Linked DNA regions of Mus musculus: regions 1 and 3 are each linked to region 2. Evidence: chromatin loops called from intact Hi-C (ENCODE). Cell type or tissue: heart. All regions are shown on one strand. Each heading gives the region's core, and the rest is flanking DNA. Links, peaks and the distances in the headings are about the cores only.

The links. Hi-C counts contacts between places; a loop is a spot of excess contacts. Peaks named below come from ENCODE experiments on the same cell type or tissue, not always from the same donor. Only the 100,000 strongest peaks of a DNase experiment are listed, where the experiment ranks them.
Region 1: a loop joins it to region 2, with 9 times the contacts of the local background. A loop is called at or near these places in 4 of 42 quality-filtered maps.
Region 3: it touches region 2 in a loop (2.2-fold over the local background); 3 of 42 quality-filtered maps call a loop at or near these places.

The regions. Positions count from the first base shown.
Region 1 is chr17:36,081,656-36,091,813 of GRCm38, forward strand. It overlaps the pseudogene H2-Bl. Among named protein-coding and RNA genes, the nearest start is that of H2-T-ps, 25 kb to the right of the region's middle. In heart, for the core only: no CTCF peak of the experiment used is centred there; DNase peaks (open chromatin) are centred at 1,746 and 1,906; H3K4me3 peaks cover 1,360 bases; H3K27ac peaks cover 572 bases; H3K27me3 peaks cover 2,740 bases.
Region 2 is chr17:36,140,919-36,151,076 of GRCm38, forward strand. Gm10499 (predicted gene 10499) reads right to left here and starts at 5,031. Exons shown (of 8, transcript NM_001370818.1): 1 at 4,942-5,031; 2 at 4,470-4,739; 3 at 3,994-4,269; 4 at 2,234-2,509; 5 at 2,078-2,106; 6 at 1,581-1,613; 7 at 1,414-1,461; 8 at 830-1,115. The coding sequence starts at 5,005. The coding sequence ends at 918. It overlaps 2410017I17Rik (RIKEN cDNA 2410017I17 gene), which reads left to right and starts at 4,100. Exons shown (of 4, transcript NR_033517.1): 1 at 4,100-4,284. It also overlaps a transcript of Gm8909 not described here. In heart, for the core only: no CTCF peak of the experiment used is centred there; a DNase peak (open chromatin) is centred at 4,473; H3K4me3 peaks cover 1,065 bases; H3K27me3 peaks cover 4,376 bases.
Region 3 is chr17:36,189,518-36,199,611 of GRCm38, forward strand. H2-T3 (histocompatibility 2, T region locus 3) reads right to left here and starts at 634. Exons shown (of 6, transcript NM_008208.4): 1 at 533-634; 2 at 84-353. The coding sequence starts at 611. It also overlaps the pseudogene Gm4246. In heart, for the core only: a CTCF peak has its summit at 4,237 (motif pointing left); no DNase peak of the experiment used is centred there; H3K27me3 peaks cover 5,598 bases.

The DNA.
Region 1 (10,158 bases), core at 1,111-9,110, 59 kb before region 2:
TCTGACTCCCTCTTCTGGAGTGTCTGAAGACAGCTACAATGTACTTACATATAATAAATAAATAAATCTTTAAAAAAAATCACACAATTAACAAGACACACTGAAATCTACACAAGACTCAGTTAAATCAATGATGACACCGAACTATGTGTCTGTTTGACACTACAACTGTCACTGCACTAGTGACCTGCAAGTAGAGCTGGTCCCCTCACCACAGAAATACACATTTTCTTTTGAGACTCAGAAGCCAAGATGGAATTCACATGAGCCAGTGGGTCAACATGGTCATCCTTATGTGATGTTCAATAGCATAAGTGAGGTAGTCAAAGAATGGAAGAGGGAATGGTAAAAAAGTAATTTAATATGTGTTTAAGTTCATATCAAAATCAGAAATTAGGGCCATATGCTACTGGAAGGATGCCACCACTGAGACTACCACTGTGGTCATCTTGCAGACCAACATTAACTGTCAGTCCAAGTGAACAGCCATCACAAAGTGTGTAGCCAGAGAAAATGACTCCCAGTCCCTGCCTCTGGGGGACAAAGTACAGGTGTGTCACACAGGATCCCTGGAGTGAGCTGTGGACCCTAGTGCAGCACTCACTGGAACACAGTGGGCTCACAGGGTGTGTGGTCTTCCCTCTCACTCAGCCCTGGATTGCAGAAGACCCTGTCTCTCAGAGTCCAAGTCCTGATTCACTGGGGGGGGGGGGGGCACTGTAACTTGTGGGACAGAGGGAGAGCAGGGGGCTTCTGCATGTTTAGGTCTGACAGGACACAGTGTAAACTCACAAGAACCGCTCTTTTAATGAGAACCCTGACTTATCTTGTGTAATTATCCAGGTTAGCAGCCTCCCCTGGCACCTGTGGAGTCTGATACAAATGATAATAGGAGGGCAGGGAGAAACAGGATCACTCCAGTGCAGACAAAAACTGACTAGAAGCAAAATAAGGTCTTCAAAAAAAAAATTAAAGAAAAAAGAAAGAAGAAAAAGAAAAGAGAGAAGAAAGAAAAAGGAATTCCACAATTTATATTCCTCCAGGGTAGCCCATAAGGGCCCATGTGACCATTCAGCACTGTAGGAATAGAAAGAATTGGGTTACAGACAGCGAGAGATCTGGGAGAATGTATTCTTTGAAAATTCTAGAAACTGGGGCAACCAGCCTAGTGTAGGGGAGTCCATGTTTCCAATCAGGTAAGGCGACTTCCGGTCCTGAGGTGTAAGGGTTGACACACTCAGCAGGACAGGAGTCAGTGTCCACACACAGTGGGTGTGGGCAGAGAACTCAGCCTGGGAGAGGCCATGGCTGACAGAGGCTACAGGGGAACTGAAGGGAGCAGCTGTTGTTACCTCAGAGAAATTCTCTCCTTCCCTCCTGAGACAGCCTGGGCACTGTCCAGGGAGAAGGCTGAGCCTTGGCAGACTCAGTGCAGTCACTGTGATGAGGAATCAGGAGACCCAGGGACACTCTCTCCCCTCTGAGACAGGGGCATCACCCCAGCTGAGGGTTTCTTCTTCCCCAGGACTGAGCCCCAGCCCGAGGGCAGAGGGAGGAGCTGCCCGCGGCCCCTGCACCTGTGCGCAGCAGCGTCTCCTTCCCGAGCTGCAGGTATCTGCGGAGCCACTCCACGCACTCGGCCTCCAGGTAGAACTTGTATAGCTCTGCAGCACCAGCCTGCTCCCACTTGCGTCGGGTGATCAGCGCTACCAGATCCGCCGCCATCCACGTTTTCAGGTCTTCGTTCAGGGTGATGTAATCGCGGCCATCATAAGCGAACTGCAGGTACCCGCGGAGGAGGCGCCCGTCCAACCCCATGTCACAGCCAGACAACCGCTGGAATGTGTGAAAGCCTGCAGGATCCCACGGTCAGCCCCGCCCACCGCCCCGGCCCCGCCCACCCGCGGACTTCTCAAAAGTGAAAGGGTAACCAGTCCTGGGTAGGTTCTGCTTCAGAACCTAGGACTTGGGACCTGAGACATCTCCGGCCCCTGTCTCGGGACGTGGCGAGGTCGTGACCTTCGACCCGGGGTCACTCACCGCCCTTGCTCTGGTTGTAGTAGTGGATCAGGTTCCTCAGGCTCCATCCGAAACTCTGCTCATTGTCCTTGGCGATCTGTGTTTCCCGCTCCCAATACTCCGGTCCCTCCTGTTCCATCCACGGCGCCCGCGGCTCAGATCTCGGATTCTCCGCATCGCTGTCGAAGCTCACGAACTGCGTGTTGTCCACGTAGCCGACAGAGATGAACCGGGGCTCCCCGAGGCCGGGCCGGAACACTGCGGTCTCGAAATATCGCATCGAGTGTGGGCCTGGGGGCGGCGCGCGATGAGACCCCGACCTCCTCCCGGGACCTCGGGCGGGTGCGCAGGCCAGGAAGGGGAGCAGGGTGAGGGGCTCGGGATGCGGGTGTAGAAGGGGCGGAGGTGGGCGACTCAGGGACGCGGTTTCCACGGTGCCGTCCCCGCCCTTCCCCGCAGAGGTCGTTTCCCTCCCGACCACTCACCCGCGCGAGTCTCGATCATAGTCAGGGCGGCCGCCAGCAGCAGGAACAGCGTTCGCTGCGCCATTGCCCCATTTGGAATACAGGGCATCTGAGGCCCTAGGGCTGCATGGACTTTATAACTTGCACCCGCCAATGAGGAGCTGGTTGGTTCCTTCCCCAGGATCCTGCCACCCAATGGAGATGAGACCTGCCAGATAATTCCTGCTACCTCAGGAGGTCAGAGAGGGCATCAGATCCCCAGGAGCTATAAAGTGGTGCTGCTCCAGGGCAAGGGAGGGGCAGGAGCTGAACTGCAGGAGAGGGTGGTGTCTGCAGGGAGCAGAGTGAAGCCCTTGTGCACCTGTGTCTTAGTGAGGGTTTCCATTGCTGTGATAAAACCCCATGACCAAAAGCAACTTGAAAAAGAAAGAGTTTCTTTCAGTTTACACTTCCACATCACAGTCTACCATTGAAGAGATTCAGGGCAGGACCTTGAGAGAGGATTCTCAAGGAACTGAAGCAGAGACCATGAGGACCAGTGATAATAGCATTGCAGCTCATGGCTTGCTCAGCCTGCTTTCTTATACAATCCGTGATCACCAGCCAAGACAACCTCCAGTGGGCTGAGCCTTTCCATAATGATCATTAACAATAATTAAAAAATGTCTTATAGACTTTCTCAAAAGCATCCTGGATGGAAGCAATTTCTCAATTCAGGATCCTCTTCTTATATATGTCTCAGCTGGTGTGGAGTTGACAAAATGCAAACAGCACAGCCTCCTGGTGCAGGGTCACTCAGTGAGAGCTGAGGGAGGAGGATGTGTGAGTTCCTCCCCCTGAGCTGAGCCAGGGACCTGCCCTGTGGATGGAACCCCATGGAAAAACAGTTGGAATGCAAGGAATGGGAGCCCAGTGGGTTCCAACTCCATTCCTGCCCCTCAGTCCTGAGGACCTGTCTCTTCCTTGCCTGTTGGTTGATGCTGTTGATATAACCATGGGAGAGACTGATAAAGTCAGGGCAAGGGAGGAGATGAGGAGAGAAATAGGGACAGTTTATTACCTCAGAACAGGGTAATCTGATTTTGGAGAGACTGAGGAGAGGTAGGTAGGTATGTAGTTAGGTAGGAAGGTAGTTTATAGATATACAGACAGAAAGACAGACATAAAATTAAAAAGAAATGAGAAGAAGTGCTCTTCCACTCTTTGGACATTGACAATTTCCCTTCTTGCTCAGACTTCATGCAGCTCAGGTCCTGCTCCAACAGACACCTGCCCAGCTGGGGAAACATTCAGGGCTGACCCTGTGGGCTTGTTACAGTTCTTGCATGGATCAGAGAACCATGAGATTTTCAAAGATCACACACCACAGCAGAGTGCATGTGAGAGATTTTGGGGGTGGGTAGTCAGGCTGGAAGAGAAAAAAATAGGGGGCTGCGGAGACCTGGGCTGGATAACAGTGTGCAACTTGTGGCCATAGTGAAAATGTGTCACATTTGGTGGCTGGTGATGGTGTGGCTTCTGGCACTGAGAGGCTGAAAGCAGGCTGGTTCTGGAATGTGGGTGGTTGTTGGCTGACAGACATCCCTTCCTCTTATTTATTATATAAGGTGAGAAAATAGAAAGAGGTGACTGGTGAGGCATAAATGGGGTTACTGTGCTCTTTAGACGGCTTTCTGTTGTCTAGGGTGGTGGTGGTGTCAACATCGTTGGGGACCCAAGAAAGCTGGATGCTGTCTAGGTTCAAAAAAAAGCATGCTGTTCCCTCACTGTCCAGGCTCTGCAGGGCCATCTGCAGCTGGGGAATGCAGATGCATTCTTTTTTTTTTTAAAGATTTGTTTGTTTGTTTGTTTATTTATTATATGTAAGTACACTGTAGCTGTCTTCAGACACTCCAGAAGAGGGAGTCAGATCTCTTTATGGATGGTTTTGAGCCACCATGTGGTTGCTGGGATTTGAACTCAGGACCTTTGGAAGAGCAATCAGTGTTCTTACCAGCTGAGCCATCTCACCAGCCCTCAGATGCAGTCATTCTTGGGGCATCATAGGGCAGGTGCTTTGAAGCCGTCTGGCATGCAGAGTTTGAGGAAACACCTGGAGCTAGCATTTTACTGAAGCATATCTGTATATATAAGGATCAGAAGGTAAAGTTAAGGAGGTTAGAATAAATTTTTTTCCTTAGCTGAACATTTTAAACTTTTAGGCCTATTAGGTGGGGGTGGGGCATCCCAAGACCACAGAAAAGGAGAGGATAACCCCACCCTTAGGACTAAGCTGAATAGGCAGCAGATGAAACAGGCTGTTGATTGACAGTTCTTCTCTGCAGTCCTTTTGATCATGAGAGGTGGATTCAAGTAGTTTCTTTGAACCTTAAAAGAATTTTTTAAGTTTATAAAATGAGATAAATTTTAGACATGTAAACATACCACTGTGGATTCTGTACTGAACTTCTCATTGTAGAAAAGGCAGCAGACTTGTGCCTTTGAGTCATAGTAAAAGCTTGGAGACCCTGAAAGAGGGGTTTGAGGTAAAAGCATGAATAGGGCATATACAGATTGGACAGATGTTTTTAGCTCAATGAGAAGCCCTTTTAAGTCTATACTTAGAGACAACCATAGGAGATTCATAATCTTGAGCTTGTGACTGTGACAATAGCAATCACTGATTATCATAACTAGATCAATAACTCATCAGAACGTCAGTGATTAATGTTAAAACTCTGAACTCTTTAGATCTTAATATAACAATAGCATAGAGAGGGAAGAAATCTGAAACATTTTTCATTTTTACATACATTGTAAATCACTTTCTTATATCTTTACAATTTATACACCTTAAAACTTTAAAAACACCCTTTTGACCTTTATAAATATGATTCACAGATCTGAAAGCACACTTTTAAGAATGTTGTAACGTACTTAACATTTCATATCTTTGGAAGTTACATAAACTCTACAGTTTTTTCTATCCAATTATTCACCACAACTCACATGTCAGAGATTGGTTACTGAGAGCAAACATCCTGGTAAAACAACTTCCTTTACATAAAGAAATAGTAAAACGTTACATTGAAATCTGTTTGTGAATTTTTCTCTCCTTAGAACCTGGTAACACTGTGATCAGTGTGGAGACCCAGTAGCAACTCTAGGAGAGTGTCCATGAGTTTTACATATGAAGAGAACTGAGAAGCACCTGAAGCCTGTGCTGTTGCTTGCTGAGAAACTGACAAAGCTCTCCCTAGTCCACACCATCAGAGATCTGGGAAGGATGAATTTCTCCTGAGAAAGCAGGAAGTACAGACCAAGCAACTTCCAAATCTATTAAAAATGACAGACTTATCTGTTACCTAGACAACCACTGTGGTATACTGATTTTATTGGGAACAGAGGACCCAGGGAAGCATCACTCTGTCTTTTCTGCCCAGTCCAGAAGATCCAAAGCAAGACAATCAACTCCCCAGTTGTCCACAGTTTGTCCAGGGTCCTGGTGACAGACTAGATGAAAGGCAGATTTTCACCCAGGCGGTCTGGCTTTGTCACCTTTAAAGCAAGCTCCAAGTGGAGTTCTTCTCTACCCCATCATCATCTGTGAAGACCTGGGGGTCACTTCTAGTAGCTGGGGGTCTTTGTCTGTCTTAGTAAGCTATTTCCATCATTTAAAATGCCATATTCAGCAGATCTCTGAAAAGTTTTGAGGACTGTTAGCTACTAAGGATAGCTACACTGAACAAACTTTCCCTGTTTCTAGTAACTTGTTTTAGGCTTAACTTAGGAACCACACCGGAGGCTAATTAAACCTTGTTCCTGATCTTAACTTGAATGTGTTAATTGTCCTCCACAGTGTACAGTGAGTCAGTAACTTACATAAGATTGAGATTTTTAAAAAAGATTTATTTATTTATATGAGTACACTGTAGCTGTCCAGACACACCAGAAGAGGGCATCCAGTTCTATTACTGATGGTTGTGAGCCACCATGTGGTTTCTGGGAATTGAACTCAGGACCTCTGGAAGAGCAGTCAGTGTGCTTAACCACTGAGACAACTCTCCAGCCCCAAGATTTTATAACTTTGTCTCTGTTAAGTTTGAGCCTTAGTGATTTGAGTTGAAGATCCTTTATCCTCTAAATTAAACACAAATGCCTTGAACTGTAGTCCATAAGAGACTGGTATCTTTTATAGTTTACCATTATAGAATAATAGTTTTTGTATGACTCAGCTTCTCAAAATAGATAAACCTTGACAAGATGAGCAAGGACAAAAAGCTCGACAATTATTGTTGTCAAGTTGAGTAGATCTTAGAAATATAAAACGTATTAATCAGTATTCCTTATTCAAATATAACTGGCTGGAGAGGTGGCTCAGAAGTGAAGAGCACTGCCTGTTCTTCCAGAGGATCCAGGTTCAATTCCCAACAACCACACTGCAGCTCACAATGGTCTGTAACTATAGTTCCAGGGATCTGACACAATCACAAAGACATGAATGCATACAATGCTCATAACATAAAATGTTAGAATAAAATGCAATCCTTATTCATCAAACATGTGTTGTGCTTATCTACATTTTATAGCACCTGGGTGCTGAGCAGTTAGCAAAGACATAGCAGGATAGACATACATCTTATATCAGTGTTTGGTAATTCAAGTAGATCCTTAGAAAATTACATTTTTATTATCACATACACTATATTCTAAACCAAAGTTGAATCACATATGCAGTATGTTGTAACAAATGTAACCTTACATTTTTATCTTCATACAAAAATATATGCCAATCAGAAATACTTGAGAGTTGTGGGTACTTCTCTAGTCTATAAAGAGATAGAATGTTATATAGAAATCTCATGAGGACAAAAATTTTTACGGTTATTATTTGGTGACATGTGGTGAAGTGATGATGTTGGTGAACTCACATGGCATGTACTCTTTAAGCTTAGTAAGGATGGCTGCCAGTCATATGGCAACATCCATATCGATTATATCATCAACCAAGATGAAGGAGAGCCACATGGTTGCTGTCTTAAAACATCTGTTTTCATGGTCTGTTGTTTTTAAAAACTTAATCCCAGTCACTCAGTTTTACCAATGAACATGATCCAGCCAGGTAGAGTTCAGAAAGAGCCAGCAATAGTGAGTTAGTCTCAGAGACTGAAACCATTCTAGGCCTAGATTGGATTACACAGAGGCCAGTGGCTTCCAGGACTAGGCCTAGTTTAGCCCATTGAGGCAGTAAGTCTCCCAGACAACAATTACAACAAGACAATAAAAGATCCTTTTACAACCCACTCTAGATACAATGTTTCTTCAGCATCCTGTGAGTTAGATGGGTATTTAGAAATCTTCTTTTTGTAAGGATTTAATTTTTTTTTAAAGGTAACTTGTCATACAACAATGGTGATACAAGTTTCTCTGGTGTTCTCAAAAAGATCTGCCCCAACACCCAGACAGGGTTTCTTTGTATAGTCCTGGCTGTCCTGGAATTCACTCTGTAGACCAGGATGACCTCAAACTCAGAAATATGCCTGCCTCTGCCTCCCAAGTGCTGGGATTAAAGGTTTGTGCCACCACTGCCCAGCAAAATGAGTTTTTGAAAAGATTTATTTATTTATTTATTTATTTATTTAATGAGTACACTGTAGCTGTCTTCAGACACACCAGAAGAAGGCACCTGATCCTGTTACAGATGGGTGTGGGCCAGGAAAGTAATCAAATACAACCTCAATTTTGTTTCAATATACAAAGATCCAAGCCAATGTAAGCTAATATAATTTTGTAACAATCTCCAAAAATTTTGTATCAAAATGCAAAGTGGTATATAAAAACATACTGAATAATTTACTCCTGATTCCTATTATCCACATATTATTTCAATATCCCCATCTTCTTGTCTAGATAAAAAAAAATCAAGATTTTAAGTGTAACACAGTAAAACTGTTTTCAATAATGAAGCTATTTCTGCCAAGCTTCCCACAATGTCCAGCATGGTTGAATTTGCAGTCTCAGGACTCAGTATTTTTGAGTTCAGAGTTCTATACAATGTCCATGTCAGTTTCCTATGAACTCTGGAATTTGAATATCCTGAGGAGTTTGTAGTCTGAAGCTGATCATTGGGTGGTGTTTGCCACTTTAGCATCAATCCTGTCTATGTAGAACATAACAGTCAACCCAAAGGTGCCACTGTTTGCACAGGACCTGGCAGCAGAAGAGGCATGGGGCAGTTTATCCCAGTAGTTAGTGTTAACACAATCCAGGTGAATTTACAGTCAGTGGGCTGTGTCATCCTTCTTCTTAGAAACCTAAAAGATTACTTTTAGGAATTCTAAAAAACCTATTCATTTTTAATGCTATAGTCAGCACATCTCAGAACGCTTTTAGAGCCACAGTCTCTTAAGTACATTAGAGGTACACAAACCTTGTTTCTAGTTACTTGCTCAGACTGAAACCTGTAAACACACACAGGAAGCAAGATGAAGGTCATTTATAGAATCAATTCCTACCCTGTATGACTACTGGTATGATAACAGAGAGTTTGTGTATCCAAAATATTCATATAGAATTTGAGGTAATATTTATACCCTAAGAAAAGTGTTATAGAGTAAATGAAAACCAAAGGATTATGAGATTGGTGGCAATAGAATAGTCCCTTATTTTCTGTTTTTCTCTGTCCTATACAAAGTGGTTCTTCTGACCCAAGATGGAGATTTTGGAATTTCCTTTAACAAGCATGTGTGGGTTTAGAAAAGGAGACCTATGTTCCAACCCCAAAGCCAGTTTTAATGTTTAATTGAATTCAGATCATATAGAGACCATTTGCCACTTCTGTCTGTAGAGGGCAGAAGAGACAAGATGGAGGTGGGCGATACCACTTGGCCAGGTGACTCCTCTTCTTGGGACATTTTCTCTTGATGAACCATCTTTTTCTTCAGCTGTTTCATTTGCCCAGTGGTCTCCAGATTCCTTTGTTGGATGCTTTTATTCACCTGGAAGGGGAGAAGCAACACCTGCCCAAACCCTAACTCTCAGGGTTCCCCATTTTGGCCATTTATATCTTTCCTAGGTTTTTGGCAATAGAAAAATTTGAATCCAAGTTACATATAACTACACATAGAGTTGAGTCAAATACACTGCATTGCAGCAAATTAAGAGTACCTGTTATGAATATTAATTATAACCCTTTAGTTATAACCCTTAAGTTTAAGGCCAAATTTTGTTATATACTTTATCAATTTTAAAATATACCCAATGAACTTATAAATTGGGTCTTAGTTTACACCATAGTTTTAAAGAGAGTTTTTGAGAGCAAAACAGAAATTGTAGAGATAAAATACTTTTAGGAATGGAATATAGAGAAAGTACAGGGTGGAGAAAGTTTGGACATAAGACATTTGGGGATCAGTTCTTTTTATAAATATATATATTTTTTATTAGATACTTTCTTTATTTACATTTCAAATATTATCCCCTTAACTAGTTTCCCCTCCAAAAATCCCCTATCCCCTCCCCACTCCCTCTGCTCCCCAACCACCCACTCCATTCCTGGTTATGGCATTCCCATATACTGGGGCATAGATCCTTCACAGGACCCAGGGCCTCTCCTCCTAATTGATGACTGACTAGGCCATCCTCTGCTACATATGCAGCTAAAGCCATAAGTCCTACCATGTGTTTTCTTTGATTG
Region 2 (10,158 bases), core at 830-8,829:
CAGAAACTTGAGCTCAGAGACTTGTGACTCTGCCATGCATGTTTTCTGAGTGAGGGTTAATAACATGTTACAAAGTGGAGCAGGGTAGAACACAGTCTCCACAGGACTGCATTCAAGTTGATGCCCTGTTCCTTCGTCCTTTCTGTGATCCTAAAGACTTGAGTTAGACTCTGGAAGATTGGGGGAGAGAAGGTAGAATCTCAAGGCAAGGGCCCTGGAAGGAGGACATGTTCTCCTTGGGAGAAGTTCATGTCCTAAGGCAATCTACTGAGTGTAGGGGCCTATTTGGGTCTTGGGGGACAAGGATGGAAAAACACTGCCATTAATCAGGCACCCCAAAGGAGAATGAGACAGGCACCACTCAAAGGAACCAGAAAGGGCCTACTCCTCCATACAAACTAAAATGATGCAGAAATAAACATAGAAGAAGGGTGAAAAGCCACAGCCAGCTGAGTCAACGTTGTCACCTGTCCCAGCTTCCCTGGCTCCTTATAATCCCGGGTTCAGGACAAGGCTAAGGATATCCCTCTGTTTCTTGGATCATAGAGCCTGTCAGCAAGTGACAAGGACAAAATATCTAAGGAGGACAGAGCTGAGAGTGACCAGACCACACCAAAGTGGTCATGAGCTGGACTCTAGATGGGCATGACCGCAACCTCCTCCTGTCCCACCTGACGCTCAGTTCAGGAAACACAGATTCTGGAAGGTTCTCCATGCTGCCATTTATTTCCTCCACAGCACTCTGAGTATTGTCAGTCCCTTAATTTACCCACTAATCAACCCCTCAGCTTATAGATTTGAGCAATTGAATTCACATTCAGATCCTTTCTAATTTTTTTAAAAAGATTTATTTATTTATTATATAAATATACTGCACCTAGCTCCAGACATATACTATAAGGGTACATGGGATTCCATTACAGATGGTTGTGAGCTACCATGTGAGTGCTTGGAATGAACTCAGGACCTCTGAAAGAGCAGTCAGTTCTCTTAACTGCTGAGCCATCTCTCCAGATTCTTATTCTCAGTGTGGAAGTGAGGAGCTGCAGCTCAGGGCAGCATGGAGCTGTCAGGATGCAGATGTCCCCTAGTGCCTGCAGGACCAGGAAGGATAGCTGTGGAAAGGAGAACAGGCAAGTTAGGGACAGGGTCCTTGTGTGCTAAGGTAGCCTAGGCTTTCCAGGTCTTCCCATTGTGCATAGAGGAAAAGCAAATAGCTTTAGACATTTGTAGTTTGTAAGTCTGGACTTGTTCCCACAAGAAGGCTATCTCAGGGTAAAAAAATAAGTCAGGACATTCAATATGAAACCATCTCCTAGTCCCACCACTCATTCAAAGGTGTAGATCTGAGAGGACCTGGGACCCAGTCCTCTTCTGTTTGCCTTAGGGCCAATCCATGATCCTATTTGTTACCTTTGAAGGCCCCCAGAAACAAGTCAGAGCCCTGGCCACCTTTGCTTCCTGCAGTAGAAGAAAGAAGACATTCAGGAGACTGACAGGGTTGGAGGAGCTAATATGGGCTAACTTTGCTCTACCTTCACCCCAAGAGTCCCAGAGACAATCTTCTCTCCCACACCTACCTCCAGCCGGAGCATAGTCCCCTCCTTTTCCACCTGTGAGAAGAAAAGCTGTGAGAGTTCAAGGAAGATCTTGACACTAGCAAGTTCCCAGAACTGACAGAGGACCCAGGTGGAGACTGTAGCAATGTGGGGTGTGGATTTGTTTCCCATTAATGAGCTGACCACACGTCTAAAGGGGACAGAGAGAAAACTCAGACCCTGCCCTTTCCTACCTATTGTTCTCCTGCTCTTCAACACAAAAGATACCATAGCTCCAATGATGATCACAGCTCCAAGGACAACAAGAACAGCCATGGGCTGGTGAGATGGCTCAGTGGGTTAGAGCACCCGACTGCTCTTCCGAAGGTCCAGAGTTCAAATCCCAGCAACCACATGGTGGCTCACAACCATCCGTAACGAGATCTGACTTCCTCTTCTGGAGTGTCTGAAGACAGCTACAGTGTACTTACATATAATAAATAAAAAAAAAAAAAAAAAAAAAGAACAGCCATGATTACCATGTTGGAGTCCGTGGATGGAGGAGGCTCTGGGAAGGACAGGTACAGGAAATGAAGGTGAAGGTTATGATCCCAGCTCTGAGCCATGACCAGCTCAGGGTCTGCAGAAGGCTCCAGCTTTCCCTGACCCCAGCTCTGCACCCACACTCTCCTTACCCCATCTCAGGGTGAGGTGCTCAGGCAGCCCCTCATGTTCCACATGGCATGTGTAATTCTGCTCCTTCCCAAGAGGCACCACCACAGCTGCCCACTTCTGGAAGGTTCCATCCCCTGCAGGCCTGGTCTCCACAAGCTCTATGTCCTGGGTCAGCTCCTCCCCATTCAACTGCCAGGTCAGGGTGATGTCAGCAGGGTAGAAGCCCAGGGCCCAGCACCTCAGGGTGACATCACCTTCAGATCTGGGGTGATGGGTCACATGGGCTTTTGGGGGATCTGTGTGGAAGATTTAAGAAATCACACGATTAACAAGACAAACTGAAATCTACACAAGACTCAATCAAATCAATGAAGACACTGAACAATATGTCTGTTTGACACTTCAACTGTCATGGCACTGGTGACCTGCAGGCAGAGCTGGTCCTCTCAGCACAGAACTGCACATTTTCTTTTGGGACTCAGAAGCCAAGAGAGAATCCATCAACATGGTCATCCTTATGTGATGTTCAATAGCATAAATGAGGTAGTCAAAGAATGGAAGAGGGAATGGCAAAAAAGTAATTTAATATGTGTTTGAGTTCATTTCAAGATCAGATATTAGGGCCATATGCTCTTGGTAGGATGCCACCACTGAGTCTTCCACTGTGGTCATCTTGCAGACCAACATTAACTGTCAGTTCAAGTGAACAGCCATCACAAAGTGTGCAGCCAGAGAAAATGACTCCCTGCCCCTGACTCTGGGGGACAAGGTACAGGTATGTTACACAGGACCCCTGGAGTGAGCTGTGGACCCCAGTGCAGCACTCACTGGAACACACTGGGCCCACAGGGAGGGCTCACTATAGCCCTGGATTTCAGAAGACCCTGTCACTCAGAAAGTCCAATTCCTGATTCACTAGGGGGAGCACTGTAATTTGTGGGGGCAGAGAGACAGCAGGAGGCTTCTGCATGTTTAGGTCTGACAGGAAACAGTGTAATCTCACAATAATCGATCTTTTAATGAGAACCCTGACTTATCTTGTGTAATTATCCAGGTTAGCAATGTAGACTGATACAAATGATAATAGGAGGGCAGGGAGAAACAGGATCACTCCAGTGCAGACAAAAACTGACTAGAAACAAAATAACGCCTTCAAAAAAAAAAAATAAAGAAAGAAAGAAAAAAGAAAGAAGAAAAAGAAAAGAGAAAAAAGAAAAAGAAATTCCAGTATTTATATTCCTCCAGGGTAGCCCATAAGGGCTCATGTGACCATTCACCACTGTAGGAATAGAAAGAATTGTGTTACAGACAGGGAGGGATCTGGGAGAATGTATTCTTTGAAAATTCTAGAAACTGGGGCAACCAGCCTAGTGTTGGGGAGTCCATGTCTCCCATCAGGTAAAGGCGACTTCAGGTCCTGAGGTGTAAGGGCTGACACACTCAGCAGGACAGGAGTCCATGTCCACAGACAGTGGGTGTGGGCAGAGAATCCAGACTAGGAGAGGCCATGGCTGACAGAGGCTATAGGGGAACTGAAGGGAGCAGCTGTTGTCACCTCAGGGAAATTCTCTCCTTCCCTCCTGAGACAGCCTGGGCACTGTCCAGGGAGAAGGCTGAGCCCTGGAAGAGTCAGTGCAGTCACTGTGACAAGGGATCAAGAGACCCAGGGACACACTCTCCCTTCTGGGACAGGGGCATCACCCCAGCTGAGGGTTTCTTCTTCCCCAGGACTGAGCCCCAGCCCGAGGGCAGAGGGAGGAGCTGCCCGCGGCCCCTGCACCTGTGCGCAGCAGCGTCTCCTTCCCGAGCTGCAGGTATCTGCGGAGCGACTCCACGCACTCGCCCTCTAGGTAGGCCTTGTAATGCTCTGCAGCACCAGCCTGCTCCCACTTGCGTCGGGTGATCAGCGCTGCCAGGTCCGCCGCCGTCCACGTGTTCAAGTCTTCGTTCAGGGCGATGTAATCTCGGCCATCATAAGCGAACTGTAGGTATCCGCGGAGGAGGCGCCCGTCCGACCCCACGTCACAGCCGAACAACAGCTGGAACGTGTGAAGGCCTGCGGGATCCCAAGGTCAGCGCCGCTCACCCGCACCGCCCCCGCTCGCCCTGGCCTAGTCCACCAGCGGACTCCTCCAAAGTGAAAGGGAAACCGGTCCTGGGTCGGTTCTGCTCCCGAACCTAGACTTGGGATTGGAGATCTCCGGCCCCTGTCTAGGGACATTTCGAGCTCGTGACCTCCCACCCAGGGTCACTCACCGCCTTCACTCTGGTTGTAGTAGCGCTGCGCGGTCCTCAGGCTCCCTCGGAAACTCTGCTCATTGCGCTTGGCGATCTGTGTCTCCCGCTCCCAATACTCCCGCCCCTCGTGCTCCATCCATGGAGCCCGCGGCTCATACCTCGGATTCTCCGCGTCGCCGTCGAAGCGCACGAACTGCGTGTCGTCCACGTAGCCGACAGAGATGAATCGGGGTTCCCGGAGGCCAGGGCGGGACAAGGCGGTCTCGAAATACCGCATCGAGTGTGAGCCTGGGGGCGGCGCGCGGTGAGACCCGGACCTCCTCACGGGACTCCGGCCCACTGCGCGGGCCGGGAGGGGAGCAGGGCGCCGGGCTCCGGATGCGGGTGTAGAAGGGCGGAGGGTCTTGTGAGCGACGGGGGGACGCGGATTCCACAGTGCCGTCCCCGCCCCTCCACGCAGAGGCCGTTTCCCTCCCGACCCCGCACTCACCCGCGCGGGTCTCGATCAGGGTCAGGGCGGCCGCCAGCAGCAGGAGCAGCATTCGCTGCGCCATTGTCCCATCTGGGATACAGGGCATTTGAGGCCCTCGGGCTGCTTGGACTTTATAACCAGCGCCCGCGGAGGAGCTGTTGGTTCCTTCCCCAGGATCCTGCCACCCAATGGAGATGAGACCTGCCAGATAATTCCTGCTACCTCCGGGTCCAGAGAGGGCATCAGATCCCCAGGAGCTATAAAGTGGTGCTGCTCCAGGGCAAGGGAGGGGCAGGAGCTGAGCTGCAGGAGAGGGTGGTGTCTGCAGGGAGCAGAGTGAGGCCCTTGTGCACCTGTGTCTTAGTGAGGGTTTCCATTGCTGTGATAAGACCCCATGACCAAAAGCAACTTGAGGAAGAAAGGGTTTCTTTCAGTTTACACTTCCACATCTCAGTCTATCATTGAAGAGATTCATGGCAGGACCTTGAGAGAGGATTCTAAGTAGGAACTGAAGCAGAGACCATGAGGATCAGTGCTAATAGCTTTGTAGTTTATGGCTTGCTCAGTCTTCTGTCTTATACAATTCGTGATCACCACCCAAGACCAACTCCAGTGGGCTGAGCCTTTCCATACTGATCATTCATAATAATTTAAAAATGCCTTATAGACTTTCCCAAAAGCGTCCTGGATGGAAGCAATTTCTCAATTCAGGATCCTCTTCTTATATATGTCTCAGTTTGTGTGGAGTTAACAAATGCAAACAGCACAGCACCCTGGTGCAGGGTCACTCAGTGAGAGATGAGGGAGGAGGATGTGTGAGTTCCTCCCCCTGAGCTGAGCCAGGGACCTGCCCTGTGGACAGAGGCCCCCTGGAAAAACAATTGGAATGCAAGGAATGGGAGCACAGTGGGTTCCAACTCCATTCCTGCCCCTCAGTCCTGAGGACCTGTCTCTTCCTGCCTGTGCTTGACAAGATTGATATAACCTCCGGAGGGACTGATAAAGTCAGGGCATGGGAGGAGATGGGGAGGAAAAGAGGGACCTTTTCTTACCTCAGAGCAGGGTAATCAGATTTTGGGGAGACTGAGGATAGGTAGGTAGGTATGTATGTAGTTAGTTAGGTAGGTAGTTTATAGATAAACAGACAGACAGATAGATATAAAAGGCGGGGTGTGAACATCTTTGGGGACCCAAGAAAGCTGGATGCTGTCTAGGTTCAAAAAAAGCATGCTGTTCCCTCACTGTCCAGGCTCTGCAGGGCCATCTGCAGCTGGGGCATGCAGATGCATTCTTGGGGCATTTGGGGCAGGTGCTTTGAAGCTGTCTGGCATGCAGAGTTTGAGGAAACACCTGGAGCTAGCATTTTACTGAAGCATATCTGTATATATAAGGTTCAGAGGATAATGTTTAGGGGGTTAGAATAAATTGTTTTCCTTAGCTGAACATTCTAAACTTTTAGACCTATTAGTTGGGGGTGGGGCATCCCAAGACCACAGAAAAGGAGAAGATAACCCCACCCTTAGGACTAAGCTGAATAGGCAGGAGATGAAACACGCTGTTGATTGACAGTTCTTATCTGGAGTCCTTTTGATCATGAGAGGTGGATTCAAGTAGTTTCTTTGAACCTTAAAAGAATTTTTTAAGTTTACAAAATGAGATAAATTTTAGACATGTAAACATACCACTGTGTAATGTGTACTGAACTTGTCATTGTAGAAAAGGCAGCAGATTCCTGCCTTTGAGTCATAGTAAAAGCTTGGGGACCCTGAAAAAGGGGTTTGAGGTAAAAGCATGAATAGGGCATACACAGATTGGATAGCTCAATGAGAAGCCCTTTTAAGTCTATACTTAGAGACAACCATAGGAAATTCATAATCTTGAGCTTGTGATCACTGATTATCATAGCTAGATCAATAACTCATAAGAATGCCAGTGATTAATGTTAAAACTCTGAACTCTTTAGATCTTAATATAACAATAGCATAGAGAGGGAAGAAATCTAAAACATTTTTCATTTTTATATACACTGTAAATCACTTTAAAAAAAAGATTTATTTATTTATTATATTTAAGTACACTGTAGCTGTCTTCAGACACTCCAGAAGAGGGCATCAGTTTTCATTAGGGATGGTTGTGAGCCACCATGTGGTTGCTGGGATTTGAACTCAGGACATTCAGAAAAGCAGTCGGTGGTCTTAACCACTGACCTATCTTGCCAGCCCCCTGTAAGTCACTTTCTTAAACCTTTACATTTTATACACCTTAAAACTTTAAAAACATCCTTTTGACCTTTATAAATATGATTCACAGATCTGAAAGCACACTTTTCAGATTGTTGTAACGTACTTAACATTTCATATCTTTGGAAGTTACATGAACTCTACAGTTTTTTCTATCCAATTATTCAGCACAGCTCACAAGTCACAGGTTGGTTACTGAGAGAAATCTTGGTAAAACAACTTCCTTTACATAAAGAAATAGTAAAATGTTACATTGAAATCTGTTGTGTGAATGTTTCTCTCCTTAGAACCTGGTAACAATGTGATCAGTGTGGAGACCTAGTAGCAACTCTAGGAGAGTTGTTGTATACAGGCCTGAGGCCTACTTGAACTGGGTACACCTGGGAGGCAGGCTGGGGCTGAAAAAGACTTAGCGAGAGAGATAATGAAGTCAAGACAATTCCTGGTTCAAGCTGTCTAGTTTACTAACAAAGTGCGCTTATAAGGAGAGAAGGCCCATCCCCCGCCAGTCCATTCTTGGTGTCTGGAGCCAGCCTGTAGAGGACTTGCAGGATTGGATGTTCCTCAGGAATATCTCAGGGGCCTCTCAGCAGGTAGCAGTGTCTTGGAGGAGGGCAGTGGCAGGTGGCAGAACAAAAGAGCCATCTAGGTCAGAAGGCTCCACCCTAGGTATCTCCTTCTTGTGGCAGCAAGGTCAAAGTCTGGATCAGCCTGCTTCAGGCTGGGGAGCCTACAATTCCTCCCTGATTATATAATAAAAATAGCCGGATCGAGGCATAAAATTTATTTATGCTCCATAGTCCTGCCTGATTTCTTTGGGCCTAGTGAAGAAACCTGTCTCAGTGGTATTTCCTAACTTTCTTATGGTAAACCCACCTATTTGCTAGGTCATGGTGAATTCCCTTGTCTGGGTAAGACTGGCTACTGCCCCAAGTAAACACTCTGCAGTCTAGCCCTGAGCTATTATGGCATGGTTCTTTGTAATGCCTAATTAGTTTCACTGTCTCTACTAGAGGTAAATTTGAATGTTACTGAATAGGTAACCTTCTCACTGAATTCCTACTGAATTCCCAGTTTGTCAGCTTCAAGGGTTTTCTGGGACATTGGAACCCTGCAAAGGCTTAGCTATGTCAGAATTCAATCTTAAAAGGCAGTTATAGTAAGATAATACTAAAAGAGAGCACGTGGAGCCATACACTAGACTAACACCGGGATAGGGTGTGAGTATACGGGTTATGAGAATGCCAAAGTTCCAGGAGGTAATTTTCTATGAAACTCTTTGCCTCATGAGTGCTCCCAGGCCTCTTGGCCTGCCAAGCAAACTTCACTGGAGTGTGAGTAGCATTCTCCCCCACCCCCTTTTTTTTTATATTTTTGCCGAATTTCCTTAATGTCCTGCCTCGTCGTAACTACAGATCTCAGGTGAGTAATGATGAGTGGAAACACAACGATTACTAATAAAATAGTGCCAATAACAATAGCAAGTAGGATTATATATTGAACCCAATCTAGGGGATTCAATGCACTTAGGGCACTTTTTAAATTTCTGGCCATTCATCAATGTTCCAAGTGTCCAAGCGACTTTTGCTAATATCTGAAATTTCTGCCTTTCTAGCCTTAATATATGCTATGCCCTGCCCTATTGTTAAGACTACTACTTCTAAGACATTAACCGTTGCCTCCAATTTTTTATCTATCATATGCAGCTCTGACAAGGCTACAGAAGTATTCCTATGCTTATCATTAACAAAATGAGCAGTATGCAGCTGCTGATCTAAAGCTGTGGTAGATACCTTTTCAAAGTTTGCATTCCCAGATTTTTAAACCAAGGATCATTTCCTAACTCTAATAGGCAGCAAAACATAAGCAGGTCTCTTTAACAAAATCATAACAGCAGATTCCTTATCTAAATTAGGATCTACACAATTAGTTATTTGACAAGAATTACAATGAATATGAAAAAACTTGCCAAGATTGATGATCTTAACTCTTAAAATTATCTAATAATATAGCATACAGGTAAGGTACACAAGTTTTTACAGCTATAGGGGAGTTGGCCTGAATGGCCAAAAACAGTGTCTCTGATGAAATCTTGTCCAATACTCTGTAGCAGTCCCTCTGCCTCAGGAGTCATCATTTTTAGTTTTCCCCAAGTTGACACCAGGTCAGCTCTCCTTGCTATAGCCCATGGCGGAGATAGGAAGTTTCTTCATCTTGTTTGCAAGTGGCTGTTCTCCGATTTCCTCCTCCTCTGTGTGCTCAATACAGCTTTCCTGTCACCACTGTCAGGGCACTCAGGAACACACAGGTCAGCCTGTCACATTGGAAGGTAGCATGCTTCTGCAGCATTCTGTGGAAAAACAGAAACACTCCCTCTCTTCCCCAATATTAAAACGGGGTCTGGGCCATTCCACGTATTAGTTAATGGGTCCCACCATTTTGTGGAAACAGGTAGGAACTGAGGACACCAGGAACAACTCTTTCACAATTTGATATGCACCTTCTCTAAAAATGCCAAAATATTATCTTAAGCCATTACTGTTTTGATTAAATAAAGAACAACATTATTCTTATGTAAAGTCTGTAATCTGCCTGAGATATAAATCTAGCATGGCATTGCCTTAAGGGGTCTTGTCCAGGCAATCCAGAACAATTTATTAAATGTCTAAAAACAGTCTTCTTAAAAGAACAGCATTTTTTCTTATGAGTTGTACATGCATAAGCAATTGCAAATTTGAGAATTTATAGGGATGAACAATTTTAAGCAATTGTAAGCTCTGAGATATATATTGACTATTAATATACAAATTAAAGTTTGATTATTCAACATTTTAAAACACCATCTACAGCACACAGTTTAATTATCTTTGCTGAAGCAGGAGGAAACTCAAAAGAATAAGCGTGTGATCCAATTCACATATACTTTTCTCCCATAGAAGGGCTGTTTTTAAACACAGTAAATGGGATACATCGATGAATGAATTTATAGAAGGTA
Region 3 (10,094 bases), core at 1-8,000, 48 kb after region 2:
TCCCTTTTGCACCCCATGATTAGGTGGCTTGCATAAGAGGGAGAGGAGTGGGGACAGACTCTTAGATTTGGGGGGTTCCTCACCATTTTGACTCAGGTTGTAGTAGTCCAGCATAGTCTGCAGATTCTCGCGGAAAAACTGTGCATTGCTTGTGACGATCTCTGTCTCTCTCGCCCAATACTCGGGCCCCTCTTGCTCCACCCATGGCGCACTTAGCTTATATGTCGCAGTCTCCCCTGAGCTGTTGAAGCGCACGAACTGAGTGTCATCCAGGTAGCCCACAGCTATGTACCACGGTTCGCTGATTGCAGGTCGGGACAAGGCGGTGTAGAAGTACCTCAGCGAGTGTGAGCCTGGGGGCAGCATGTGGTGAGACTGTGACCTTCTCCCAGAACCCGGCCAGGTGCGCAGGTCAGGGAAGTAGAAGGACTCAGGTCTAGGGCCTTGAGTGGAGAAGTGGTGGAGGGTCTGGTGGAGGGTGGACCTCCGCCCCTCCCCTAAAAGGCTGTTTCCCTCCTCATCCAGCACTCACCTGGGCAGGTCTGGGTCTGGCCTTGTGAGGCAGCCAGGAGGATCAGGAGGGTGCCAGGCACCATGGTCCCCATCCTCATGTTAGGGAAATCTGAAGTTGTATAAAGTCCTGGACTTTGTAACTTGCAATCTCAGAGAGTTTTATTGCATCTTCTAAGTACCTGCTCTCAACAGGAGTGCAAGGCCTTTGAAAACAATCTGACAATGGTACAGAGAGCAAAAAGTGAAACTATAGTTCTGTACAGCCCAACCTAATCCCCCGCCTTCAGGCCTCAGACCCTGACAGCCACTTCCGGGACTTGGAACTTTGTCCTGACTCCTTCTTCTGCACTGAACCCTGTGTATAGATAGCATCCTCTATCTGAGCCCTGCCCAGAATGTCAGGTGGTAATCAGAGTGGAAACCTTCAGGGTTAGAGCAGTTGTTTTTCTCCCTCCTACCTCCATACCTGGCCCCACTGTGATGGGTGTCAGGTGGTCTGGAATGCAGTGGAGAGATGTTTTCTTTAAAGCAGGAGGCTTTGCCTGTGCCTGGCAAATACAGAAGTGGATGCTCACAGTCATTTATAGGATGGAATACAGGCCCCCCAATGTAGGAGCTAGAGAAAGTACCCAAGAGCTGAAGGGGTCTGCAACCCTATAGGTGGAACAATATGAACTAATCAGTACCCCCAGAACTCATGTCTCTAGCTGCATATGTAGCAGAAGATGGCCTAGTCAGCCATCATTGGGAAGAGAGGCCCCTTGGTCTAGCAAAATTTATATGCCCCAGTACAGGGGAAAGCCAGGGCCAAGAAGTGGGAGTGAGTGGGTAGGGGAGCAGGGCGAGGGGAGGGTAGAGGGGACTTTTGGGATAGCATTTGAAATGTAAAGGAAGAAAATATCTAATTGAAAAAATATGTTTAAAAAAAAAAAAAAGCAGGAGGCTTTGACCAGCAAGCACCACACTTTTTCCCACAAGCAGAGACTAGGAGTCTGTGTTCACCTGTAGTGGTTTAGGGTTAGCTCACACTGCCAAGCCAGACTGCTCAGGAATCTGTGTTCTAAATACATAAACAAACAAACAAACAACAACAACAACAAAATACAGGTCCAAACTGCCTTGTGCTAGTTCTACAGAGGGTCCTAAAAGTCTCCCGTCAGGTTCCACCTGCACTGGGGAAATGACAGTCTTGCTCAGCAGCACCAGACTGTCAGCTTCTTCATATTTCCTTCATGCTGCATCATCCTCCCTTGTTAGCATAACTTCTCTTCAACCTCTCAGGGGCCTTGTTACTGTGTGCATCCCATGCCTGCATTGTCTTCTGAGAAATGGGAAGATGTTTTCATCATTGTCCTGATCTCTAAGTTCCCCAGAATAGCCAAATACTCCAATATTTCTTCTGAGGTCTTTTAACACTAAAGGCCATTCATCCAGAACTCTAACAGTCTTCTTCTTCTTATATAAGTGCATGGACATTCATACAAGCACAGGCACAGACACACATTCACACACACACATATTCACAAATACACACACACTCACACACATTTATACACATTTACATACACACACTCACATACACACATTCACAAACACATTCACAACTCACTCAAGAACATTCACACACACAACACACACACTCACACACACACTCACTCACAAACACACTCACACACAAACTTACATGATCACTAACCCGTACTCACATACTTTCACACACATAATCACAAACACCAACTGACGTACATTCACACACACTCACACAATCACAAACACAAACTCTCTCACACACACAAACTCACACACACATTCATACACTCACTCACATACACACTCATATACAAACTCACACACTCATACAATAACAAACACACACTCACACATATCAAAACACAAGCACACACACACACACACACACACACACACACACACACACACACGCTATCAACATAGCCAGTTGCTCTCCTTTTCTAGCCTTCCTGCTTCCTTTTGTCTTTGAGTCTGTGAACATGGCTTTTTCTTTCCCCCTCTGGGCTCTCCATCCTAGGTCAGATAATGGCTTCAGCTGCTGCTCAGTTTGATTCTCCTTTTCCTGGATGGATTTGTCTATTGCCTCCAATGCACTCAGAAAACTCTCTGACCCTCTCCAGGCATCCCTGTGCTTCCCATCAATGCATAGATGTCTGAGGCCAGCCTGTCTGGGATTCTCCCTCAGAACCCATATCCACATCTGGAGTCAACTCCCTCCTTTAGATTCTGGTTTCTGACTCACTGCACAGATTTCTATGCACACTCAAGACCTCAGACCTCAGAGTACTGCTTTGAAATGCTAAGGAGAGCATTGAGACATCTCCTGGGGAGTTGGGATGCACACCCAGGCAATGTGGGGTGGCATTCCTGACAAGTGCAGGAAGCAGCAGTGTTGACCCACATGAAGGTCAGGGCTCAGGTGACTAAGGTCTCAGGCACTGTCTGCTTCTTTCCCTGACTGTCTGCAAAGGTGGGAAATGGCTATAACCGTGCTCCCACACCAGCCCTTATTTGTACAATCAGCAGACCTGCCAAGCAGGAAGTCACTGTAGTCACACTAACAGGGCACCATTCACTCCCAGGCCTCCAGGTAGCTCAGGGCAGCAGTATGGTCCACAGCCTCCAGAGTAAGCTGTGGCTTCACCCTGGAAACTGGGGTCATCGAGAGCTGGGAGTCAGATGAGCAGAGGCACCCAGAGGACAGCCAGGATGAAGAGGAGGGCAAGTCCTCTCTGCTTTCAACTTTGATGTCAGCTTCTGAGTTCTTTTCCTCTTCTGGGACAGCTACAGGTATCAGAAACTCCTGGGCTCCTGGGTATGCAGAGCCAGCTCCTGCAGCTGGGTACCCTGGTGAGACCGAGGCATCCTGCAGACCTCAAAAGCACAAGGTGGACTGTTCATGGACATTTGCAGGCTGGAGGCTTTCTTGAATCTGTGTAGGAGCAAAATGTGTCTGCAGTGCTGGCAGGGAGGCTTGGGCATATCTCTTTTCACTTGGTGAAATTGCAGGGACCCAGGGCTTGAGAGCCAGCAAGGGTGAGCTAGTACAGGTTCTGACCAGATGAACAGACCGAGGTAACCGAGGTCTACAGCAAACTGAATCCAAGGAACTGGGAGAAGTGTCCTCTGGTTATGCAAACCAGGCAGTAGGAGACCCTCAGGTCCTCTAGACTGTACTTGTGGCTGTTTTGAAGTCCTTCTTGTAGCTGGCAGTGCTAAGTGGTCTTGGTCCTCTCTGGCCAGGAGGTGCTGGTTCAGAAGATGTAGGGCAACCTGAAGCCCATCAGCAGGTGTGGTTCTCAGGGCCTTGAGTAACTGCCTTGACAGCTCCTGCATCTGGTATGTAAGGTGGCAGTTGAGGCATCAGATGCAGGTGGTATCTGCCCAAACACCCTGGGAGACTGAGTTATAAGTCCTCAAGAGAGAGGAAGAGCAGGATGCCAGTGACTTTGATGGCTCTATCTGATTACTCTCTGCTGCCTTTATGGTGGGTTATCGCTGCACTGAGAAGGCACAGAACTCCAGAGCATTTGAGACAAAGCTTGTCTCTGTCCAATTCAACCTCAGAGCTCTGTGGGCTGCTCTGACTGCATCAAATATCTCCATTTCAGGGTGGCTGGTTGGCCTGCCAGGGCTGCACCAAGCTCACCTCCTAGTGAGTTCACAAACTCAGAGCTCACAGCGCCACCTGCTGGTGCTTCTGTTTGCTTGCGGATCTCATTCTCTCCAGAGCACATGCACCCAGTTTATCTTTCCTCCATGGCTTCATGGTGGATCACTAAAACAGAGTCTTCCTCTAGGGATCCGAATCTGGGGCCTGCAGGTCTAAGTGTCTAGTGCCGGGACATGCCATGCCAGCTGCCTCCCCATGCTTTGCTCAGTGTGTCGCAACCCTAGGAGGCAAGTGCAGCCTCTGTGAGTCACCAAGAGCCTCAGTGAATTTGAGAACTTGTAGGAAGGAAGGCACTGGACCCAAGATGGTCCCCTCTCTGCACTGAGCCTCCGACACCTGCCGGTTTCTTGTCTGTCTGTGTGTCTGTCTTGTCTAAATATTTAAGACAGGGTTTTTCTTTTCTTTTCTCTTCTTTTCTTTTCTTTTCCTTTCTTTTCTTTTCTTAATATAAAACTTTATTTTCACTGATAATGTCACTGTAACATAATTTCATAGCAGACCTGTGCAAAAGATCCCACATCACCAATGTCTCCAAGAGATTTCACACACTTCTGGGCAGGACAGAAAGCTCTGCCCCCGTGTTGACAGTCAACATTTTACCCCTTTATCTATGAGTACAGAAAGGCAAGGCATCATAACTCCAGAATGAAGCTGACTGAAGGCATCCTTAGCTGAGGTCGGATGCTTGCCAGCTCTGAATGGCCACCACAGCAACAGCACATGTTTGCCTCTGTGTGCTCAGGATGGGTCTTTGAAAAATGTCCGACTATGTAAATATGCTGCACTTATCTCTTCAACATTGCAATGTGGAGGTCTGGAGAGCTTCAAGTCTTCACGAGCCCACATGGGGTTAGGGCTGTTATGGATGAGGTGAACTCAACAGACTAATTCCAGCTTTGGCAACCATCAGCAAACTGGTTTCTGCGATTAACCCTGCAGGCATAAATTTCCCAGAGTTGTAGACTCTCATCCCCATAATGCCGGCCAAGGTCCCAGATGTAGCTAGGAAAACCCACACATTCCTGGGATCCTGAGACAGCTGGTAGGCACCCAGGCCTGCTAGGCCCCCAAAGAAGAGAGTCCAGCAGCCAGGGATGGCACACTACCTGCTTTCGCATAGCCAATAATCCCACCGGTAGCAACCAGGGCTGCAGAGCTGAAACCAAAATAAAGTAAAGGCACCAATGGGCCACTGTCCTTCTGCATTTTTCAGTCCCTATGGAGACCACACCAGGGCTGCACCTCCACTCTTCTTAGCATCTCTGAGGAGCATGGTAAATGTTGCTTTCTCTCCAAGGTCCCCCATACTCAGTTTGCAAACTTTTAGAAAACCTTGCACCAAACCCTCGGCTCCTGTTAGGCTGGAGCAAGGGACCAGAAAATGTCCAGGAACCCAAGTCGCAACTGCACTACATCCCTACAAAGTGACTCCTGCTCTCTTACTCAAAAGCCCTCCGTGGCGCAGAAGCATGCACACGCACTTAGGTTTCTAGTCCCAGAACCGCAGTTAGAGAACATTTTAGAGAGGCAGGAGCAGGCCAGGGAAGCAAGCTCAGCAGAGTGTGCCCAGGAAAGCCCCACATGCCTGTGCGTGCAGAACAATCCCCTGGTGGAAGAGTAGGCAAAGTAAGAATACAACCAACCAACACCAGAGCCAAGCCCAGAGGCCTGTGCTGGAGGACAAGGGTGTAAGCAGACCGCAAGAAGCCAAGGTCAGGAGCCAAGGGTGTCAAGACAGGGTTTCTTTGTGTCCTGGCTGTCCTGGATCTCACTTTGTAGACCAGGCTGGCCTCAAACTCAGAGAGTTCTGCTTACCTCTGCCTTCCAAGTGCTACGACTAAAGGCATGAGTCACCACTACCTGTCACCTCCTGGGTCTCTGATCACCCTCTGGTTGACCATTCTCTTCCTGCAGTGAATACATCAGGAGCTGGTGTCTTTGCATGGGCTGACTGGAGTGACAAAGAGGCTCTGGATTTGGTGTGCTCTGTTGGAAGAGAGTAAGCTCTTTGATGAGGCTCTCTGCTCTGAACACATCTTTTGTTTTGTTTTGTTTAGAGCCAGTTTTTCTAGGTGTAGCCATCACTGATTATCCTGGACTTACTTTGTTGACCAGGCTGGCCTTGAACTCACAGTTCTGCCTCTGTATCCTGAGTCCCTGGATCAAAGATGTGCACAGACATACCAGGCTTTCAAGTTCTTTTTTTAGCTGTTGCATGAAAGAGAGTTGTCCATATTTATGGGCTTTCCTGTGATATTTGCACATCTGTATTCATATTTGAAAGTGATCCTGTGATAGTTCCAACCTGTATACATATCTGTGGGCTTTCCTGTGATATCTCCACACCTGTATACATATCTGTGGGCTACCCTGTGATATCTCCAACCTGTATAATTATCTGTGGGCTAACCTGTGATATCTCCACACCTGTATACATATCTGTGGGCTTTCCTGTGATATCTCCACACCTGTATACATATCTGTGGGCTTTCCTGTGATATCTCCACACCTGTATACATATCTGTGGGCTGCCCTGTGATACTTCCACACCTGTATACATATCTGTGGGCTGCCCTGTGATATCTCCAACACTTGTGTACACGGTATAAGGTCTGAATGGGAATCCTATACATCTCCTCCCAGGTGTGATTTCTGCAGTGAAGACATTTAGAGTCTTGGCTTCCAGCTTTCTGAAAGCTACAGCCTGTTTTGGTTTCCTCGTTGCCCTACTGTCTTAGTCAGGGTCTCTATTCCTGCACAAACATCATGACCAGGAAGCAAGCTGGGGAGGAAGGGGTTTATTGGGCTTACACTTCCATACTGCTGTTCATCACCAAGGAAGTCAGGACTGGAACTCAAGCAGGTCAGGAAGCAGGAGCTGATGCAGAGGCCATGGAGGGATGCTCTTTACTGGCTTACTCATCCTGCTCTCTTAAGAACCAAGACTACCAGCCCAGAGATGGTCCCACCCACAGGGGCCTTTCCCCCTTGATCACTAATTGGGAAAATGCCTTACAGCTGGATCTCATGGAGGCATTTCCTCAACTGAAGCTCCTTTCTCTGTGATAACTCCAGCTGTGTCAGGTTGACACAAAACTAGCCAGTACACCTACCTTGCAGCTGCCCATTAATTACCCCTCCGTCCTAACTGTAGCCCCTTCTCAGCCACCCTCACCCTGACAGTCCCCTCCTGACATGTCAATGTGTACTACTCAGGTCACTTCAGAAGCCTCAGAGAAGTGGAGCTGTGGAGACCTCTGCAAATTATTGCAGTTCCGTGGTTTTTTTTTTTTTTTTTTTTTGTTTTGTTTTTTTTGCGTTTTGTTTTCTATTGTTGTTGTTGTTTGGGAGTTTTTGTTTTTGTTTTGTTTGTTGTTTTTTGCTTTTTGTTTGTTTCCTTGAAACAGAATCTTTCGATGTAGCTCTGGTTGCCCTTGAATTCACTATGCCCATACTGGGCTAGACATTAGAGAATCATTTTCCTCTGTCTCCCAATCCTGGGATTAATCCTGGGGTGTGCAGTGGCTTTTCTTACAACTTTCCTCCCACAGCAGCAGGCAGAGCCTCCTTTCCCACCCACCTTAGACAGTGTCCCTGGATCCCGAGCTCCAGGCTTTCACACACTGGGACCCCAAAGAAGAAATATACCAGCAGTCTCTGAATAGGACCAGGCTTAGTCCTGCACATGAAAAAGCCCACAAACAACTGGGCCCCAGCTTGGCCTGGAGCTGTTCACTTTCAGACACTGAGGGCTTCTTTTTCCTTGGGACTGAGCCAGAGGCTGAGGGCAGAGTGAGAAGCTGCCCTTGAGACCTGTGCCCCTCAGTTCCTCCTTCCTATGCTCCAAGTGTCTGAGGAGTGATTCCATGCACTGGCTCTTCAGGTAGGTCCTGTATCTTTCTGCCTCACCAGCCTCCACCAACTTTCTCTGGATGATGAGTACTGCCATCCAGGATGAGTGTTGTGTCCATCGCTGTCCTTGTTTTCAGATCGTTGTTCAGTGTGATGTAATTGTGGCAATCCTAGGCAAACTGCTCATACCTGCAAAGGAGGTGCCTGTTCCAATCCACATCACAGCCAGACTTAGCTTGGATGTTGTGAGAGCTTGGCTAGGTCCTCAAAGTTCAACCTCAATCAGCAGCCCCACCCTCCCGTGTCCTTCCTTAAAATAAATGGGAGACCCCTCATGGTTTCCGTTTCTGCAGAACCTTAGAACCCTTGGGGACTTGGCTTCTGACTCGCAGAAACTTAGCCTCTTCACTTTGTATGTAGTAGCCAAACAGAGCCTGAAGGTTCCCTGGCTGTCCTCAGCCCTCTTTGCATATCTATCTCTCAACAATCCGGGCCCACCTGTTCCCTTCACCATGCACGCAGCTCATATCTCAGAGTATCCATGTCCTAGCCGTCCATGTAGCAGATTTTCTTATAGCTGACTACTCTATATACCAGGGATCCCTGAGGCCTGGCCTGGCCATCTCAGTGTGGAAATACCTCAGGGAGTGTGAGCCTGGGGGATGCAAGGTGACACTCAGAACTCCTCCTAGGACCCTTGGTGGGTGAGCATGCTGAGAGGGGAGGAGGGTGAGGGGCTCAGGACACAGGTGGAGAGGGGGCAGAAGGTCTGGAGGGTGAAGCAGGGACTCTGCTTCCCTGGTGCTGCCTTGGACCCTCCCCACAGAGGCCATTTCCCTGTCAACCCAGCACTCACCCACATGGTCTGGGTCTGAGCCAGGATGGCAGCCAGGAGCAGGAGCAGCATGCAGGGCGCCATCGCCCCCTTGTGGGAGCCGGGGCGCATCTGAGTCTGGCGGGCTGCATGGAGTGTATAACCTGTGACCACAGCAAGGTTGGTTGGTTCCCCATGATCACACTACCATTTTGGGGCAAGACCTGCCAGCACTATATCAGCATCTGGGCAGAAGGACCTGACACAGGGTAGGATCAGAAGTGAAACTGGGGAGATGGGGAATCCCCAACCCTGGGCTTCCCCACCCCTGACCTCACCTGGGGACTAAAATTTGCCCTAACACTTAAAATTGAAATACCATGATAAGAATATAAGAATGTTGCCTTAGAGTATCTTAGGGAAGATTGGAGATAGGACAATTCTCTTCTATGAAAGCTGTGGCTTTCCGAGTACTTGGAACTCCCCAGGAAGATTGTTGGAGAACTGCTCTTCTCAGTTATCTGCTGCACTGAAGCAAAGCAGCCAAGCTCAGCATCTGGAGACAGCACAGCACTGATACTTCCCAGTGTGTGACATCAAGAGTCCCTGGTGACCCTGGCTCAGGAGCTCTCTCAGGTCCTGTTTTCTTCTTGCTGTGTTTTTTCAAGGCTTCACTAGAGCTGGGGTCACATGAGATAAGGTTTCCTCATGTGGCAGCTGGAAAGGCCTCAGGTTATTGCTCTCTGTCCCCAGCAGTCCTCTGTCCCTATTTACCTAGATGTCTCTCTTGAGACTGCTCTAGCTAGACATAGCAGCTTACTTCCTTAAAGCCAACCTTTAGAGGGAGAGAGGGAGAGAAGGAAAGGGAAAGGGAGAGGGAGAGGGAGAGGGAGAGGGAGAGGGAGAGGGAGAGGGAGAGGGAGAGGGAGAGGGAGAGGGAGAGGGAGAGGGAGAGAGAGAGAGAGAGAGAGAGAGAAGACAAAGTAGAATAGGAAGAAGGGAGAGATATAGAATAACTATGTGTAAAATGCTAATTATCCAGTCCCAGATCACAGTCCATCACTCCAGTTTCCTCCATCAGGGGAAGGGAGTGAGCAGGCCCTGAACACCCAAGAGGTTGGAGGTAGCAGAGTCTGAAACCTGTGAAAGCCCATTGTAGAGAAAATTCAATTCAGAACATGGCTGCTCTGGCAGGAGATCATATCCAAAGAC